Linked DNA regions of Homo sapiens: all the other regions are linked to region 2. The links are chromatin loops, found by intact Hi-C in ENCODE. Cell type or tissue: dorsolateral prefrontal cortex. All regions are shown on one strand. Region 1 has its middle 120 kb from the start of DIRC3-AS1. Region 2 overlaps DIRC3 (disrupted in renal carcinoma 3). Region 3 overlaps DIRC3 (disrupted in renal carcinoma 3).

Evidence for each region. Hi-C counts contacts between places; a loop is a spot of excess contacts. Peaks named below come from ENCODE experiments on the same cell type or tissue, not always from the same donor. Only the 100,000 strongest peaks of a DNase experiment are listed, where the experiment ranks them.
Region 1: it touches region 2 in a loop (18-fold over the local background); 30 of 110 quality-filtered maps call a loop at or near these places.
Region 3: a loop joins it to region 2, with 8 times the contacts of the local background. A loop is called at or near these places in 3 of 110 quality-filtered maps.

What each region holds. Positions count from the first base shown.
Region 1 is chr2:217,161,257-217,163,756 of GRCh38, forward strand. No RefSeq gene overlaps it. Among named protein-coding and RNA genes, the nearest start is that of DIRC3-AS1, 120 kb to the right of the region's middle. RefSeq lists an enhancer at 190-484. In dorsolateral prefrontal cortex, a CTCF peak has its summit at 1,396; a DNase peak (open chromatin) is centred at 1,525.
Region 2 is chr2:217,712,175-217,714,674 of GRCh38, forward strand. All of the region lies in intron 2 of DIRC3 (disrupted in renal carcinoma 3), which reads right to left. Among named protein-coding and RNA genes, the nearest start is that of DIRC3, 77 kb to the right of the region's middle. RefSeq lists an enhancer at 1,551-1,600. In dorsolateral prefrontal cortex, CTCF peaks have their summits at 1,499 (motif pointing left), 1,701 and 2,402; DNase peaks (open chromatin) are centred at 1,507 and 2,277; H3K4me3 peaks cover 978 bases; H3K27ac peaks cover 1,482 bases.
Region 3 is chr2:217,621,087-217,623,586 of GRCh38, forward strand. The region is part of intron 2 of DIRC3 (disrupted in renal carcinoma 3); the gene reads right to left. Among named protein-coding and RNA genes, the nearest start is that of DIRC3, 170 kb to the right of the region's middle. In dorsolateral prefrontal cortex, no CTCF peak of the experiment used is centred here; DNase peaks (open chromatin) are centred at 1,218 and 1,417; H3K4me3 peaks cover 439 bases; H3K27ac peaks cover 1,190 bases.

The DNA.
Region 1 (2,500 bases), 550 kb before region 2:
ATGGCAAAACCCAAAATAAGGAATCATGACAAACAGTATGTACACTTGCCTCTCAGTTTTTTTGGATAGACTTCTTATGCTTCATTTATTCTGGAGAAAAATATTATTAGTACAAGAGCTGGGAAGCGGAACTGGGTTGAGGAAGCTATAATAAAGGTCAATTGGAAGAGAAAATAAGGAAGTGGGGGTAAGGAAGCCATCAAAGTGCATCAGTCGCTAATAGATGATTCCGTACTTCCTTTCTTAGGAAAGATTGGGGCATGTGGAAAACTGCTTGTCCATTTGTGCACTGCAGAAAGGGAGGGGGAGGAGACCCAGACTCCCTAAAAGGGGAAAAAACATCAGGGGAGAAGTGAAGCAGGTGTTTCCTGCTGCCTGTGCCTCAGAGGAAAGCTTGAAGTCCTGGGAGGGGGTTTTCCACAGCGGCACAAATCAGGGGAAGCCATATTTTTCCAGCAGCCTAATTCAGAGGTCAGACACGTCAGCCATCACCTCTCATGTTCATCTCTCTTTCTCTTGCTCTCTCTCTCTCTCTCTCTCTCTCTCTCTTTCTCTCTGTCTCTTTTCTCTCTCTTTCTCTCTCTCCCCTCCTAGGCTCAAAGATCTGAAAAACTAGTAAAAAGTTTATACAGAGGTAGCGTATAGACAATTTCTTTCAGTTTCTCTCTACCCTCCTTTTTCAGGTTATCTGCTTTTTTTGTTTACTTGTCCATGTCAATCAATCTTTATTTTATTTTTCTCTTTGTACTTAATGGGAGTGTTCATATTAATGCCTAGCATGTGCCTTTCTTCATTTAAAATAAAAAGGAAAACAAAAGATAAAGTGAAATATCCAGCAGTATATTATCTTGAACTTGCACAATGTGACACTAAAAGGTACTGGGCCATTTAGCTCTGCTCCTCTACAGAATTAGTTATAAAACCAAGACATTTATGGAAAGCAATTTTTAATGATACATTGATATGTTAGCTATGTCTTTTAAAATTACTCTCTCTCTGTCACCCCTTCTCCTTTTTCTCTCCCTCTAACAGTAAAGTATCTAGGAAAATAACAGTAAAATTGGTGTGTGTATGTGTGTGCTCACATGCACATCATGTGAAAACATTTGAAAACAACTCAATGATTTAAAAATATATACTTGTCTATTTTAGATTAAGTCAGAGTAAAAAGAGAAAAAAGGGAAGCAGGAGGATGAAGGGAATGAGGAAAAGAGAAAACGAGAGGTAGAAAAGAGAGAGGAGAAAGGAAGGAGATGAGTTGGGGCACTCAAATACAAAGAGAAATCGCCATATATCATCCAGATGTTTTGTCTACAGCAGACCAAACATCAGGCTTTCGGGAAACATTTGGAAGACACAATGCTCCTTTCACTACACAGACAACTGTTGACAGTCCTATCGCCTCCTTCCCTGCGTGTATGTGTCTATCCCTTTCAAGCCTTTTTGTGGTCAAATTATAAAGGCCTGTTTAGTGGGTGGGGTGACGTCACACTGACCACAAAAGCTTATATTTCCTGCTACTAAATACACAGCCCCTGCTGACGAAGTGATCATTACAGAGAGAGCTTGTTCTGCCGAGGTCACCCCAAAGTGGGGATGAAGGCACTGGGGCGGGGGCTCGGTTGAGAGAGCAGAGCCATTATTCCCAAGTGTGTCTGCCTGCCTGCTGATCCTCATCTTGCTAGAACCAAAAGATGAAAATAGAAGTCTCTTTGTGCTTCCTCCAGGCCTTTGTCTCTAAGGATGCTGGGGCACACTGGGACACAACATGGTGGGAAAAAGGAAAAGACAAAAATTCAGGTCTTTGATTCCAGTTTCCTCATTTATAAGCTCAGTGATTTTACCTCTCCGGGTTGAATCCTGAAAATCTCCGTTTTACTAAAGAGAAAAGAACCTCATCCAGGGATCACACGGGAGCATGTATTTTAAAGTGACTGGTTTTAGTTTTGAGGGCAGCTGCTATCTTATAGTGATTTCTTTAGTGTTCCCACTTTCCTTGTGCTGATTACAAACGGTGGTTCTCTCTTCTGAGAGGAGAGAGTAAAGGGTAGGTTTTGTTTTTACGCATTTCTTTCTATTTTATTTATTTATTTTTGCAGAGGTCATGGGTGAACAATTTTTTTAATGAAGGAAAATAAATGAATTAACGTGGTGACTTGTCCAGTTAAGCCAAAGAAGCCACACCAAGTGTTAGAGGACCACAGAGGAACCAGAGAGGATCTGGGTAAGATCTCACAGGAAGAGTAGCATCTGGGTTGGGTGTAGTGCATAGGAGTTTGGCAGGCAGAGGGTTATGATCATAATTACCATCCCCAGGAACCCCTAAGTATCCCCTGGCATTAAACCAGAGTGGTCTGAGGCCTTATGTTGTAAGTCCTTGGCACTCCAAACCTCAGATGAAACAAAAATTGATGGATGTGCTTTTTGAATAGTTCACTCAATCAGGTTAATTTTGACGTTTAAAGAAGCAGAAAACCACTGCTCAGCCAAGATCCTGCAG
Region 2 (2,500 bases):
CATCACTACTCTACCTCTGTTGAGCTGTGCCATCTTGGACTAGTTACACAGTTTCTCTGGGCCTCAATGTCATCATCTGTAAAATGAGATTATTAAGAGTTGTACCCAGTTGTGGGTACATAGTACCTAGCACATGCTCAGTGCTCAATGAATGGTGGTTGATGATGTCAAAAAGGAATTCTGACTTTCAGGCTCTGTCTATGTTGCTCTGTCCTTCCACTCCTCCCCATCCCACACATCCAAAGTATATCTTGTAATTGTGACCCTGGGTGTGCCTTGAAGGGTTTGGCTCTTTCTTTTTCCTATGCACTCCTCCTGGAAAACAGCAGACCTGCTGAGGCAACCAGCACAGAAACAGAGCTCGTGCCGACTCCCAACTGCCGGGGATACAAAGGGCTGCTAGGGAGATGGAGCAGGAAGCACAGCCCTGGAAGAGTGCACTGTCCCCCCAGCATCCGACAACCGGCCTCTCAGTGTGGAGCTCTGTGGGGCACAGTTGACGACTGTCACTCACATCCACTGACACCACCGTCTATGCCATTTGTCAGCAAGCAGAATGTCCTCATGTGGTTTGACCTGACTCTCTCAAGTCCTGGGGAACAAGGTTGCACCCTCCACATGAAAACAACCAGCTCAATGCACAGAGTCTGGTCAGATTCACAGCTGGAGTTTGCATCTGTCACCCACCACCCTGCAAGGTTCTATTCTTCAATTCGACCAAATAACTTGTAACTGGGGACACAGCCCAAACATGGAACCAGGAAAGGTCAAGGTTCCAAGCTACCTTCGAGATCATCTGATCCAATAACTTCATTGTTCTGGTAGGAAAAGCAAATCCCAGCGAGGGGACTTACCAGAGATCATACAGTTGGCCAGGGAGTGGCTCAAGGATCTAGGAGTAGCAGAGGCATCTTCACCCCCCCTCACCTGGGAGAAAACAGAACCACAAAGAGGGGGAGGTCGGCTGGTGGAGGGGACTGACACCGGTTGCATTTCAGGGGCTTCGCAAGGGGTAGAATGAGCACTGGACTGAGGGTTAGAAGACCAGGGTCCCCCACGTGTCTCTGCCTCGAATCAGCTGGGCCCCCGTGAGCTGTCACTTCCCCTCTCTTTGGGTCTCAATTCTCTCTTATAAAACGGAGCATCCCATCCACCTCTAAGAATGGGTTCAAGGAGCAGATGAAAATGTGTTTTGAAAATCCTGAGGCTCTACATATGTACAACCAAATTCTGCCCATCTACACAGCCACTTTTAGCTGTTGTCCCCAAGGCCTGGAAGCAGGCAGAGGGGAGAGTTAGGTAAGCTCTCTGAGCACATCCAAGGCTGGAGGGCTTCCCTCAGCAAAGGGGGCCCAGAGCACCAGGCTAAATCCATGTCATTCAAGCAGCGCTCAGGTTGTGTCTAAGCAGCTTTGATTTTAAAAGATTAGGAGGGCCGCAGGGTGGAAAGAAAAGTTGATGAGGCAACAAAGTCCTGCCCGCAGTACCACACTGCCCTCTGCAGGGTGTCTGTGAGAAGGCACCTCGGCTGGCCAGGTCAGGTTAATTCCGACTGCCCAGGGTCACAGATCCATTCCCGTGCCTCCACGCAGTGCAAGCCCTCTCCAAGTAGAAACAGGGATTGGGGGGGTGCTGCAACCACCCTCAGTAATCTGCTCTGTCTTCAAACAGCGCAGGCCTTTCTTGGTGTCTGGCCCGAATCTTCCTCTTGTCCTGACACCAACCATCTTCCAACCTGCCCTCCGAGGAGCCTGCCTTAGCGTCTCTTGCTTGTGACTCTAAAGCCAGGATTTAGAAGGTTCTAGAAAACAGAACAGCCCTGGCTCCTGCCCACCTCATTGTACCCTCTTTTCTCCAGAATAAGGTGGTTTCTCCATACCCTGGACATATTTTGGTCCTTGGAGAAAGCCCCCACACTGAAGGAGACGTGTCTTGCCTGAATCAACAGACAAGCCAGCGTCCTGCAGGTCTCAGTGATGAACCAAAAAGTCTGTGACTTTCACGAACATCAGACCCAATCTCCACAAATGATCTGGGATTGCGGGGGACATCCAGGGCCCAGAGCCTGCCCCCACGGCAACAAGGAATGTCCTCCAAGGCCCTCATGGCACCAGACCTTCCCCCTTCTCCATCCTCTCCCTGGCTGTGTGGTTCAGAGTGGGGCACTCTGCAGCTGGCTGACCAGCCTCCAGGCATGGGCTCAGGCCATGCTCCCTGTGTGCCCTGTGCAGACCCGGGGAGACGCTGCAGCCGGCCTGGCCATGTGACACGGGTGATTCACACACGCAGACGCCCAGACCAGTTTCTCCTTTCTTCCTCTCCCAGGCCATTACAAAAGGCACAGTCTCAGCACAGTGCTGCATTGTTCCCAGGGTCAGCAGAGGCTGGAAGCTGAGGGGAATTAGGAAGACAGGGAGTTGAGCAGCGTAGAGTGGTTTTCCATGCAGCATATGCACCTCGTGCAAGCCAAGCCCACTTCCTGTCTTGGCTCCAGCTCTGG
Region 3 (2,500 bases), 91 kb before region 2:
ATCCTGGCTTCATCACTGACTCATTGAATAGTGTTTCTGAAACTACCTTTCTCAATTTCTTCATTGTTAAATATAAAATAGCACTACCTAATAACACTGTGTTGTTGCAAGGATAAAATTGGAACAGATGCAAAGCATCTAGTACCCTGCCCAACACACAGCAGGTAGTCCGTAAGTGTGGGTTATAGACCTGCATTTTTCTTGGCAACTTGTAGGCAAGAGAGGTAACCAGTAGCCCAATGGTATGTCTCTGTGATTTGTACTTAGCATGAATACGTGGGTGAAGGCTTGTCTTCTCTCCCCATGGAAACCCAAGAGGAGACTTCAGAAGACTGTTAGCTCCCCACCCACCCCCACCTTTCTGGCACTGAATCCCATTCATTCCACAATGGCAGCTGTCCTGGGCCCCATCTAAGGTGCCTGACCCTTGGAAAGGGAGGCCCAGAGAGCAGTCATTACTTCTTTGCAGCTGTGGTCACAAAACCACGTAAGAAAGTGGGACACAGAGAGAGATTTAGTAGACTGGGCTGGGGGCAAGTGGCCAGGAAGCAAACATGTACTCAGCCAAAATGCCAAGTTCAGTAGCTTGAATAAAAACCATCCTAACCTCCAAGGCCCCAAGGTCACCATCTGGAAATGGAAAATCACCGTCAATAAATTACTATGGACCACAGTACTGTGGGATTTCAAAAGAAACTGGACTGCATGAGTTCAAGCTTGGGTTCTCCCTTTAGCTGCCCCTGTGTTCTACTCTTTGAAAGGATAAAAGGCTCTTGGTCCCAAATGGCGACTGTAAATGCAGTGGAAGCTGGGGTGAGTTGCTATGATGAGGGTGGGGTTGCCCTTAATGCCCAGTTCGATAGCTTGACACTAAGTAGAGGGCCAAAGCCCACCATTGCTATTTTCTTCCCCCTTGGCTTCCCAGTGGGCAAAGTTGGCAGATCAGGGAGCACCTGTATCCACTGTGGATCCCTGCTATCCCTCCAACCTCCACCCTGCATTCCCCAAGCCCAGAAAAGAGACGCCCTCCTCCCCTCTCTGCAGTCCCCTAGGAATCTTTCACAGGTGGTCTGAAGTATCACCTGCAACCAGAGTGCTGATGAACTTCTGTCTGCCCTGCTGGGCTTTGTACGGTCCCTGAGTCTGGTCACCCCAGGCCCAAGCAGAAAGCTAAAAAACCTGGTGTTGCAGACATGAAGACAATGGGCCTGCTGGGCTGAAAGCATTCCAGTCTCCCACGTTCAGTAGGAAGGGGTGTTTGGCAGGGAGGAAAGGTCATTAATGCAGACAGTTTATGTTTTCCCAAGCCAGCATTCCTCACAAACAGCTGTGTTTATACAGAACTAGAGGAGAGGGAGAGAGAGACAAGAGAAAGGACAGTGTCCTAGGGATGACATCATTCTGTCCTGTCTGCTTCGACTCCCACCACTGGTGGTGGGGGCTGGGGGAAACGGCAGCAGGCTGGTGAACGTGCTTGGTGTAAGTACATGCAGAGTGTTTATATGTGAGTGTGTTTATTAGATATATATTTTTCCTACTCTCCACTCTGCTCCTTCCCCACTGGCTCCCAGAGCATCCTAATACATTTTGCAGAACACTATTTTTCCTGTAACAGCAACCTCAGAGGAAGGCGAGATTCAGGGGCTCATGTTCACTCCTCCTAATCTCTTTAACAAACCCCCCTCACAGAAGAAAAGCCTGACAGGAGGCAGAGTCATTAAAGTGAATTAAAATGCATCCAAGGAGAGATTAGCCCCAAAAACCATTCCCATATCAGACAAAGGCCCCTTTCATGCAGACTCCAGCCGCCTGGAGTCCTGTAAGCAGAGATTAGGGAACAAATTCTCAGAACCTAGAAGCACTGGCTCTTCAGGAAACGGGCCAACACTTAACCTCCCCTGGATAGAATCTCAAGAACTCAGCTTCTGCTTAAACTACACTTCGGCTTCTTAAGGCCCTCACTGTAAGGGAAAGGGGCTCCACTGAGGCACATGGATTCTCCCCAGCCCCTCTTTGTTGAGCTAAGTCTATCCCTAACACAGTCCAGATAACCAAGGCCCTCACCTGTTCTGAAACTCAACCAGAGGACATAATGTGATCATTCCCCAGCCTTCTGCATCAGGGTATCAGGTAGGAGGTCCTTCCATGAATGGTCCAAGCATAGTCCCTTCTGCACCGCATCTGCAAATATCCTCCTGAGCACCTATTTTGGTTCAAGCTGAGACTTCTGTGATGTGCATGTGAAGAGATGACTGGATATGATTTCTGCTTTCAAGGTAACCAGTAGAGGCTGAGATCTGATGGAAAAAAATGCCTCCTCCACCCAGCCTCTGAATCAGCCAGTTTCCCATGACCAACCTGGGAATTCCTCATTGTTTTGGATCTCCCCACTTCCTTGTTTCATGCTCCTTTTCCCTCACTTCTCCTTGAGATCACTTTCCTACATAAGATATTCACATATATGAAGGTTAATATTATGTGTCAACTTGGCTGGGTCATG